Regions from separate parts of the Homo sapiens genome. Here region 2 is linked to region 1. A link is a contact called in ENCODE Hi-C or POLR2A ChIA-PET data. All regions are on one chromosome and are shown on one strand. Each heading gives the region's core, a stretch centred on a gene start or an enhancer-like site at or near the end of the contact. The rest is flanking DNA. Distances are from core to core; before and after follow the strand shown.

Evidence for each region. A loop is a pair of places that touch in the nucleus more often than their neighbours do. ChIA-PET counts read pairs that join two places held with the same protein, here RNA polymerase II (POLR2A). Pooled maps may share reads with other maps.
Region 2: a map of mammary epithelial cell shows a loop between it and region 1 (5-fold over the local background). The contact joins the enhancer-like site here to the promoter of FNBP1L in region 1. A Hi-C loop is called at or near these places in 40 of 168 maps with a recorded cell type or tissue (Caco-2, Calu3, IMR-90 and 22 more) and 23 of 50 pooled maps. POLR2A ChIA-PET finds 5 or more read pairs at or near these places in 3 of 52 experiments (A549, GM10248 and MCF 10A).

The regions. Positions count from the first base shown.
Region 1 is chr1:93,445,692-93,450,752 of GRCh38, reverse strand. It overlaps FNBP1L (formin binding protein 1 like), which reads right to left and starts at 2,635. Exons shown (of 17, transcript NM_001164473.3): 1 at 2,448-2,635. The coding sequence starts at 2,471. RefSeq lists silencers at 2,478-2,527, 3,467-3,761 and an enhancer at 2,008-2,986.
Region 2 is chr1:93,551,299-93,556,359 of GRCh38, reverse strand. FNBP1L (formin binding protein 1 like) reads right to left here. Exons shown (of 17, transcript NM_001164473.3): 17 at 1,699-3,951. The coding sequence ends at 3,944. Among named protein-coding and RNA genes, the nearest start is that of TRC-GCA7-1, 37 kb to the right of the region's middle. RefSeq lists an enhancer at 2,818-3,346 and a silencer at 3,394-3,688. Within about 2 kb of position 2,064, at least 9 of the 41 ENCODE cell types and tissues checked have a DNase peak (open chromatin) inside an H3K27ac peak, as active enhancers do; they include endothelial cell of umbilical vein, left ventricle myocardium inferior and mammary epithelial cell, where a contact is called at or near this core.

The DNA.
Region 1 (5,061 bases), core at 1,386-3,885:
AATAATTAACTCTTTGGGACAGTAATGTGATTCTAAATATGAAATAATAGGAGAACTGGTTTCTAAATCCAAAATTTCGAGAGAATTTCCCAACCTCAAATTCCTCAATGGCAAGAGCACAGTACAGGTTGTTTGTATTACATTACAATCCATTAGAAGTATAATCCTTTTTCAAAACTGAGAACAGTAAAAAGAGGAAGCATACTCAAATTTTTCTAAGGTTTCTTCTAGTCCCAACAATAGTCCTCTACACCAAGTTCTGCTTATCTAAGTTTCAGACACCAAGTTGATATTAGTTCACTCTACATTACTTAGTTTCTAATAAATGTTTCCCTCAAATCCTCAAACTAAAAATCTTAAAATATGGAGATGTATTAAATGTTGAGAAAAATTAAAAATCTTTTTCAGAATTTCCAAAGGACACAAAGCAAATTTTAGTTAGAACAAAAATTCCCATCTCTTCTACAGTTTATCTTTTCAGATTGCTGAGAAACTCTTTAAATGCTGAAAGTAACCAAATTATAGGAGACAGTAGAGGAATGGAATCGTTTCCTTAGGTAGTACCATAAGTTTAAAAAAAAAACTTTTAAAATCACATTTTATTATTCACTAAAATGTTTTTCCTTAAAACTGTTATTCTTTAGTGTGATACAAAGTGAATTTTTTAAAAATCTTAAGAGTTAAATCTAAATAACATGCCTCCACTGTTTTCCTATGTTTACTTTTTAGAAGTATTCTACTTACATTTTAGTTTCCTTTGAAGCACAAGTCATTTAAGTAGGCAAAAGTTAAAATATTTTGTAATTATAAAAACGAATGAATGCACTCTGGTAGGCATGAAAAAAATAAAAAATTTAAAAATTTAAAATAAAACTATACCCATTTCCTTTCATTGATAATTCACTATAATCAATTATAGAATGCACAAAGTGTAAGGGAAAAAGGCCAATAATGCCTGAGAAACTAACCAATGTAAAAGAATTAAACTTTATGTAATTCATTTACCATGCAATCCTCCCCAATATAAGAACAATTAATGCTATCTAAGAAACGGAATGAAGGGGCTCCTAAGGTATTTTCTCTTGGGTGGTGTGTTTTCAGACTGGGTAAGCACTTGTACAGAATGTTGCACAAGAGATTCCTGGCTGGCTAAGTAAAGCATTCACTAGATGGACTCTAAAGTCTCACAGTTCTAAGATTCCCAATCTATGAGTAGACGTGAAAAATAAGAAAACATTTTGCCTTTCAATTAACCCATTGGCTTTCACTCCCACCCTAGCTGGGCACACACATACTCAAAAGTTATTTCTCCCCTTTCTCTGCAGTGATTTCACGAGATCCTCGCGAACAAAAGGCACGGAAAACAGGCACAGGTGGAATAAAAAGGGGAGTGGCTGAGGCCAGGCGGCTCTCGGGACAGCGCCCCCACGCCCCCAGTTCTCCCGGCCGCACCTGAGAAATCACTGCCCTCCGCACCTGAGAAATCACTGCCCTCCACACCTCGACCCTTCCGCGCCGGCGCCAGGAGCAAATTCTCCGACCTATTACCCTCCGCCCGTACCTTGGCCAGACACTGGGCATTGTCTGGAGCCTCCTGTGCCAAAGAAAGGCAAGGAGGAAAGGAAAGGAGAGAACGAAGGAGAAAGAACAAGTGAGAATAAAGAACGGAAAGGGAAGTAAAGCAACAGGGAGACCGTACGCTCCTTTTGGTAAAATTAGCTTCCTCATCGATCACTCGATTTAATTCAGCCCCCAAAACCAACCCACCAGCCCAAAGGCTGCAGCCGGGGGTGGCCAAACCGGAGTCCCTCGAAGCTGTGCCCGCCCGAAGCACTGAGGCAGGGAGAGAGAAATGTGCGTGTGGGCTGGGCCTGGCTGGCCCGAGGCCGGGCTCCGAACAAAGCCGCCTGGGTCCCCATACCTGGGGCGAGGGCTCTGGGCGGCGCCGCCCCAGACGGGCGACGCCCTAGCCCCGCGGACCTGGCCCGGGCGAGGAATCGCGGCCGGTCCCCTCCCCGCCCTCGAACAGCGCCCCTTGGGGACAATGGGCCCCCTCCCCCGCCTCCGGGAGGAGAGATACAAAGGAAGAGAGGAGCCGCCGGGCGCGAAGCCAGGCGTCGGGAAAAGTGAAGGTGGAGGAGGGAGAAGGAACAAGAGGGGATCACGGCGCACGCAGGAGCCCGCGGGCTGCTCCCCCGGCCGTCCCGGGCGCCGCCCGAGCTGCACCACGGCGGCAAAGGCGGGAGCACGGACTAGCGGCCCCCTAGACCCCCGGCCGAGAAGGGAAGAGGAGTCTGCACACAAAGACGAGCGGGACCCTCACCCTCCGCCAGCGCCGGACCGAGGACGGCGGAGCGCGCTTTCACCGCCGAGGGTCCGCGGCGCCCGCCCAACCCGCGCTTCTCAGGGGCCGGGGTCCGTGCGGGGCGCCCCTCTCCCCGACTCACCCACAGCTCCGTGCCCCAGCTCATGGCGGAACTTTCTGGCCGTCTGGCGGTGCCGCTGTCCTTCAGTCTGTCGGCTCCACAGTCTGTCCGACCTCTCACTCGCTGGCCGGCGGGCTAGCAGCTCAGCGGGTCTACCTCGAAAGGTGCCGCCACCGCCGGGCTCCCCAGTGAGTGAGAAAGACGCGACTGGAGAAGCCTCCGCCGCCGACGCGTCCCCGCCTCCCCGCGCTGGGCGGGAGGGGGCCGGGGCCGAGGGGAGGCGGAACGCGGCGCGGGGAGGGGGCGGGGCGCAGTGCATCCTGGGATCGGGGAGGACCTGGGCTAGCCTGGCCACCGCCGGCGGGGTCCCCAAGCGGGCACCTGGTCACCCTCGCTGGCCCCTCTCGCTGGTCGAGTCTCCTCCTGCAGGTACCCCGGAGCTTGGACTGCCCCCACTCCGCTGCCAGTCGGACCCCTGTTTCCAAGATAGAAAGGGAGAGAAGGGAAAAGACCCCCACCGCCGCTATTATCTCATTCCTCCTCTGCGCTGAGCCCCTTTACATGAGGCAATTTTAGTTACCTGCCTTTCCTGCCTCTTGTCTCCTCCACTCGGGAGAAACCTTGACAGGGAAGCGTCATCCAAATCCTAGAGTTTAGACTGAGGAGAGTTGTGTTTTATTTTTTTAAATCTTGATGCTTAAGGTGATCTCTCCTTTCAAGCCTGATGCTTTGGCATGACGATTCTTGGGAACCACCAAAATGTGCACAGGTTGAACAGCAAATGTGAAGGCAACATGTCCCCGATTCTGTCTTTAATTAAATATTTTAATTTTATAAATTCTGTCAGGAAATTATAAAAAGAGGCAGCTCTTCCAGTAATCATTTAGGTATGTTGCCAGCGCACGAGATGGAAGACGTGGACAAATGTGAGCCGAGCTGTCACCTGCGGAAGATGAGAAGGCAGCTTGCCCCATGTCTGGAATGGGCACCTCGTGGGTGAGGGTTGGATGGGAGCCAGATTTTTCTCTGGTAGTGTAAACAGCTTATTCGGAACTTCAGATCTCTTTCACCTCCCAGTATCGGAACCTTGGAGGCAGGTCCACTACTTCCTTTTTTCTCTATGGAGCTACTTCCTGGCCTATCTCCATGGAAAGGCTGTTAGCTAGTTTGGCTGGTGCTACTAGATATCAAGTACGCTGAGCAACTCCCTAACATATGCTTTAGTATTAATAGCTTGTCTCCTAAAGCAAGCAAGCGCACACACACACACTTCAAAACAGTCAACTAGTAGAGTACTCCTCAGTGCGTCATGACAGCTGGGTGTTTTAGGAAGCTCTCCCAACGGGTTCTTTGTCAGCATTGAAACTCCTCCCCTACCTGGCCTGGACAGGTGTTCCAACCTCTTCCGCTTAATCCGTATTCTTTTGCCTAGCTGCGCTCCCTCTTGGAGTTGAGGCCAACAGCCTGAGTTCGCCTGACAGTCCAGTTGCTAATCTTCCTAAATTCTCTGCTGTCCTTTTCTGAGGCCACTTTAAGCATACAAATGCCCTCTTCCAAGTGGGTTATAGCCAATTTTTAAATGCTTAACTTTGTACCATGCAGTGAAAAGCCTGTGAAGGATTGAACAACACTTTCTAACATTTTTCTACATTGCCTCTATTCCAAAATAATTTCTTCGTTTATTTATGTCACCTAACACTGTTAACCGCCTCTCCCATCACTTCCTATCACTCCCTAGAATCATGAATGTATTTTGCAATTGCAAGTAACATTAATTAGTAAGGGGAAATGGATTTTTTTTTTTTTGAGACGGCGTTTCACTCTTGTCACCCAGCCTGGAGTGCAGTGGCGCGATCTCGGCTCACTGCAACCTCCACCCCCCAGGTTCAAGCAATTCTCCTGCCTCAACCTCCCGAGTAGCTAGGATTACAGGCGCCTGCCACCACGCCCAGCTAAATTTTGTGTTTTTAGTGGAGATAGGTTTTCACCATGTTGGCCGGTCTGGTCTCGAACTCCTGATCTCAAGTGATCTGCCCCCCTCAGCCTCTCAAAGTGCTGGGATTATAGGCGTGAGCCACTGCGCCCAGCTGGGAAATGGATTTATTAAATGGGTGTCATTATTTAGCACCACAGCAATACCAAGATTTATTATATCTAAGTATTGTCATAAAAGCTAAGACCTATAGAATATAATTTAAACCCAAGTTAAAGGATTTATCTTTTTTTTTTTTTTTTTTTTTTTTTTTTCTGAAACAGAGTCTTGCTTTGTTGCCCAGCAGTGCAGTATTGCCATCTGGGCTCACTGCAACCTTCACCTTTCCAGCTCAAGCAATTCACCTGCCTTAGCCTCCCAAGTAGCTGGGAGTACAGGTGCTCACCACCACACCTGGCTAATTTTTTGGATTTTTTTGTAAAGATGGGGTTTTGCCATTGGTGCCCAGGCTGGTCTTGAACCCCTGGGCTCAAGAGATCCAACCCCCTCAGCCTCCCAAAGTTTTGGGATTACAGGCCGTGAGCCACCACGCCCAGTGAGGATTTCCCTTTAAAGTAAAATAATCTACTGTTCACATTAAAATTTTCAACCGTGCTGTTTATGTAATTTCCCAAATGAACATAAAGCTCACCTCCTACATGA
Region 2 (5,061 bases), core at 815-3,314, 110 kb before region 1:
TTGTAGTTTGTCTGTCTCACTCCACACTCAAGACAGTGCTTCCACTGTGCCCACCTGGTAATATTCTACTTGTTAAACTGGGTGATATATTTATCTTATAATGGTTCATAACATACATATACATATTATCCACAAGAAACTCCTCAGGATGGAGATTCTGGGTTTACCAAATCAGTTCGTCAAATGCTCCCATATCCCTAATAGTGCTGTCACAACTCACAGAAAACAAGTGAGAAATCTTGTCAAACTGAAATTGTGTTGAAAGCAAGACACTAATTATGTCTTAGAATTACCCCCATTTGTATCAAAAGAAATGAGGCTATTTTGACATGGCTTATTCTTAGGAACCTCAGTCAGTTGCCCAATACACTGTCCCCTAAAAGCTAACATCATCTAATACTTTCAAGGGTTGTTGTCCAACTTCTCAGAATTTACTCTTCAAAATGTGTGTTTGCCAATTCCCCAATCTTTTGGTGCATCTTATGTTTTCTGTAGTTTCCCTAATTCCTGACAGTGACTATACTCAGGAATACATTGATCCTAGGTATATAAGCTCATTGAAATAGGTTGTTTCTTAAGCTTTTTTTTTTTTTTTTTTTTACTTAAGCTAATACAAGTTGAGTATCCCAAATTCAAAACTCCAAAATCTGAAACTTTTTGAGCAATGACATGATGCTCAAAGGAAATGCTGACTGGAGAATTTTGGATTTGGGGATTAAGGATGCTCAACTGTTAAGTATGTAATGCAAATATCTAAAAAAAAAAAAATCGGAAATATTTCTGGTCCCCAGCATTTCAGATAAGGAATACTTAACCTGTACATTCTTCAAAATAAAACCCTTTTCAATGAGACTAGAGAGACTTTTCATTTGTTGTTATCAAGGACGTTATCTTCCCCTCGCAAATAGGAAGTGATTTCACTGATCTTAGTTTTGATAATAAAAGCTTTCTTCATTGTTTTGAGCTCTCCACCCCAAACCTCTGTCCATCTGAAGCTTTAACAATTGACACTATTTTCCTGCTATTTTCATTGTTTTGTGTGTTCCTACTTCCAAACTTGGCATTGATCCCTAAATTTTCATCTCAACAATCGTAACCTCTCATTGTTCAGCATCTACCCTGAATTTTATTCCCTTTTCTGAGTTTCTAAAAGTTTGCAGTCATAGTTTCACATTTGCATTTTTTAAAAGGTGAATCTTCTGAAATTAGACTTCCTGAAGTTACAGATAATGTGTCACTAATTATGGCAAATGTTCTTTCCATGCTTTGAAATGCCAGGAAGACTTGGGTGTTGTAACTGATTAGGAATCAAGCCGGAGCACAGGAAATGCTGTCCAGCGTGTAGTGGCTAGATTGGGCTATGAGGTACAGGGACAGTTCGTATGGTTGCAGTGGACAGATGGTGTAAAAGGAAAGTCTATGCAACACAGCTACTGGAGAAGAAAGATAAATCCAAATTATTGCATGCAATTTAAATTCACTCTAAAGAGACAGCAAACTTTTTTTTTCCTTTAGGAAAGCTTAGAGAAACCAAAATTAGAATACAATTTCCAAAACTGCTTTGCAAAAAACAAAAAAAACTTGTCCCACTTATGGAATTTGTCATCTACTCTGTATTATCTGAGACTTGGCACATTCAAGAACAAAATCATCACATCTCTGATTCACATAGCAATGAAAGATCACACACTAAACACCTTAACAGGCCATGAAAAGATTGTTTTATTCCATGTAAATATTCTCAACAGAGAACACTATCTTTAAATGAAGGATTTACCATTAAGAAATCAACATGTGCACAAAAAGAGTAAAAATTACCAAAAAATTAAAGATTTTTTGGGACAATTCACATGTTCAAAATTTAAGAATGATTTAAACTGTGCAAGTACAAATGTCTTTCCTATTATAATAACCCATATACAGGTTGCACTATTCCACATCAAGGAACTTGCCTCCTACGGAAGCAAATCCTGCTTTTAGAAAAACAAACAGTAGCTTGAAAAGAACAGTTAGTCCTTACAAGAAAGTCTTAAACTTTGCCCTCTGTGGCTGTTAGCCAAAAAACCATAAGCACTTCAGGCTTTGTACAGAAGACAAACACAGCCAGATCACATTTCCTCCTCATTGCTAACCTTTAAAATAAAAATAGCACTAGATTTTAAAACTACTTCATGTAGTCTGTCAGTACTGAATAATGTCACATTATATAAATAACCCTGTAACGAGATTCAATATCTAAACTTTATAGTTTACTAGCTGCAAAGGTAATACACTATATGTCAGCTGTGTAACAGTGGTGACTTGATCTTATGAAGGCAGTAACTTTCACACAATTGTCATTCAGCTTTAGTATAACGGGTAGTATGATTCAAATAACACTGGGAAAAAGTTATTAAAGCAGTCACACAGCTTCTAAAATATTGCTTAAAATTCAATAATACACAAACCATTTCACGTTCTTTCTCCCCTCAAAACAGTAAAGAACCAAATTAATGAAGATTCAGTGGTACAAATAACCCCCCACCTGCCCCATCTCCCTATTACAACACCACTAAGAAATTAGTTAAGATACATGTCATTAACAGAATCACAAATGCGAGGCAGGACACCATGAGCAACAGGAGCACTAACAACAATCATATTTACAAGTATAAACATACAGAAATTCCATTTTACAAGTAAAAGTGCACATAGATCATTACAAAGTTTCACTAAATTTTATCAGGTTCAAACAAAAGCATCACGTGGAAAGAGACTATCATTGTAATTATCAAACATGATCGTCATAACCCAAAATAAAAAGACAATTGGGGGAGGCCCATAAAACTTCTCATAAAACCACTGAGGAAATTAAAATGGACTTGGACATGTCTTTAGTTTGATGCATAAATTTGAAGATGCACCACTGTATATGGTAGAGCTCTAATAGCCACCTACCGAGGCTACATCGGCAGCTGCAGCGGTGCTGCAGAGTTAAAGCAGGTCGCACTGAGCTGACACATAAAGCCCTTTGTGGGATACTGTAGTGGTAGTGTTGGCAATCAACAGATTTAGGCACTCAAGTTTAAGGCAGCATTTGAATGGAAGCAGCTGACTTTTGACAATAGTCCTTTGTCTTGAGGTGGTGAATATCTTCTGTGTTTATTATGCCAGGATTTCAGTGCTGACTAGATTCTTCCCAGACTGAGGTGCTGAAGATGTATCACGTTTCAAAGAGTTCTTTCAACTGGGCTGTAGGCTACAGCAGAGATGTTTTCTTTTTCTTATCATAAATACTTCAGGTTCACAGCTACTTCTTCGTAATGCCAAAACTGGAATGTTTGCAGTGGGGAAGTTATAGCAGTGTGCACAAATACTAAGATGGAAACATTAGTGCTGGAGATGTTTGACAAAGTGATTTGCACTACAAATGTAAAACAAAACAAGGCTTTGACAAGAACAAGGGAATCTAAAGACATGCCTGAAAAATCTAGCTCAATCACGCTAGACATGCAACAGGATGTTAAGCAAGCACGGAGGTGGCGCAGGCAGACACTGACAGATGGCAAGGATCTGACAGATAGTGGGTCTAAAAGCCAATTAAAACAGAGCTGGGAGGGAAGACAATCCTGTTGGGACAGCTAATGTAAGACACATTTTTTGACAGCTCTGCATTCTTTATTGATTAGACAGCAATAAAATAAATAGAAAAATGGTACACTATTGTTGGCTTTTTCTTTTGTGGGAATAACTGTGAACTAGGAACTTAAGGGTTGGTATTATGATTTTTAAAAACAATGTATGGAAATGCTAATGAAGTTAGTAAAAAAAAAATCATGTCTGCATGCACTCATGCAACTTGCTTCTCTCACTCTCTTTGAGCCTGACAACTCTAATACCCTCCCCCAAAAGCAGCTGCATGTAACCTCCTTCAACATCTTGCCCATTTCCTCAGAAACCCTCTTCAGGAACCTGCAGTCCAGGAGGAAAAAGAAAAGAACAATTACTGAAGACCTTTGGTAAAACCAAAAGGGGTGTTCAGTTTAAAGTGCCTGTCCCAAATGTCTCTATCATTTTATAGTCAGCTACCGAAAACACCAGGAAAATTTAAAACATGGGCAAAATTAAAAACCAATCTTACTGCTTCTTCACACTTTACTTCCCCACACCACTGACTCAGGGTGTGGTCACACAACCAGCACTGCACAATCCTTGACTGCACAGTGTTTCCAACAACGCTTGCTGAAACTAATTGGAAAAATTTATCTATCCTAATAACTAATGATTCAGCGGAAATAACAAAATGCCCTAAAGGCGGTACACATATCTTCCTCTAACCCAGATAGTCAAAAAGTTTCTCCTTTAAAAATTAAAATTTGTCAACACTTCCCCTCCATTCAAGGTTTCCTCTATCTTCAAATGTGTATTTTTCTATGTAACTGTGTATTTTCCTATGTGTAACTGCTAAATGCTAAATAATCACTAAAGTGGTATTTCCCAAAAGATATTTTCAAGATGAAACATACAAAAGTATGAGATTAGTTTGGAAGGAAGCTTGTAAATTATTGAAAATTACCAGCTAACCTCAAAATATTTTGAGGTCTCAAACAAAATCTATTTTATTCACCTAAGAGCTAGACCAGGAGATTTATTTTGAAACTCTCTTTAAATCTACTTAAATAGATTATGTGCTACCTGCTCATTTTCTTCCTTTAGGAAACCAAAGTTAAGAATAGGTAAGAAAATGAAAATGATGTTATTATTTTACTAAATTATCCAACTACTATTTTTCTTCTTGGAAACTGTAGCTACAAATTCAAACTTCTAGAAGAAACCACTCTTTGGGGAGTCGGCTTTCCATAGCATTTCAGAGCAGTTTCACTATTCAAATTCACTAAAGTCACTGTGTTTTCTGAAGTAAAGGGGGCAGAGAGCATTACTATCCATGAATTCCTGCCCAATAAATCAAATTCTATTTGTAAGGCAGAAAAACACAAATCCTTCACACAGACTTAAGCGGGACATAAAGCAAAAGGCATCAATTAAGCTTCACACCAACGTTACTCAAACAGTAAAGTGCCA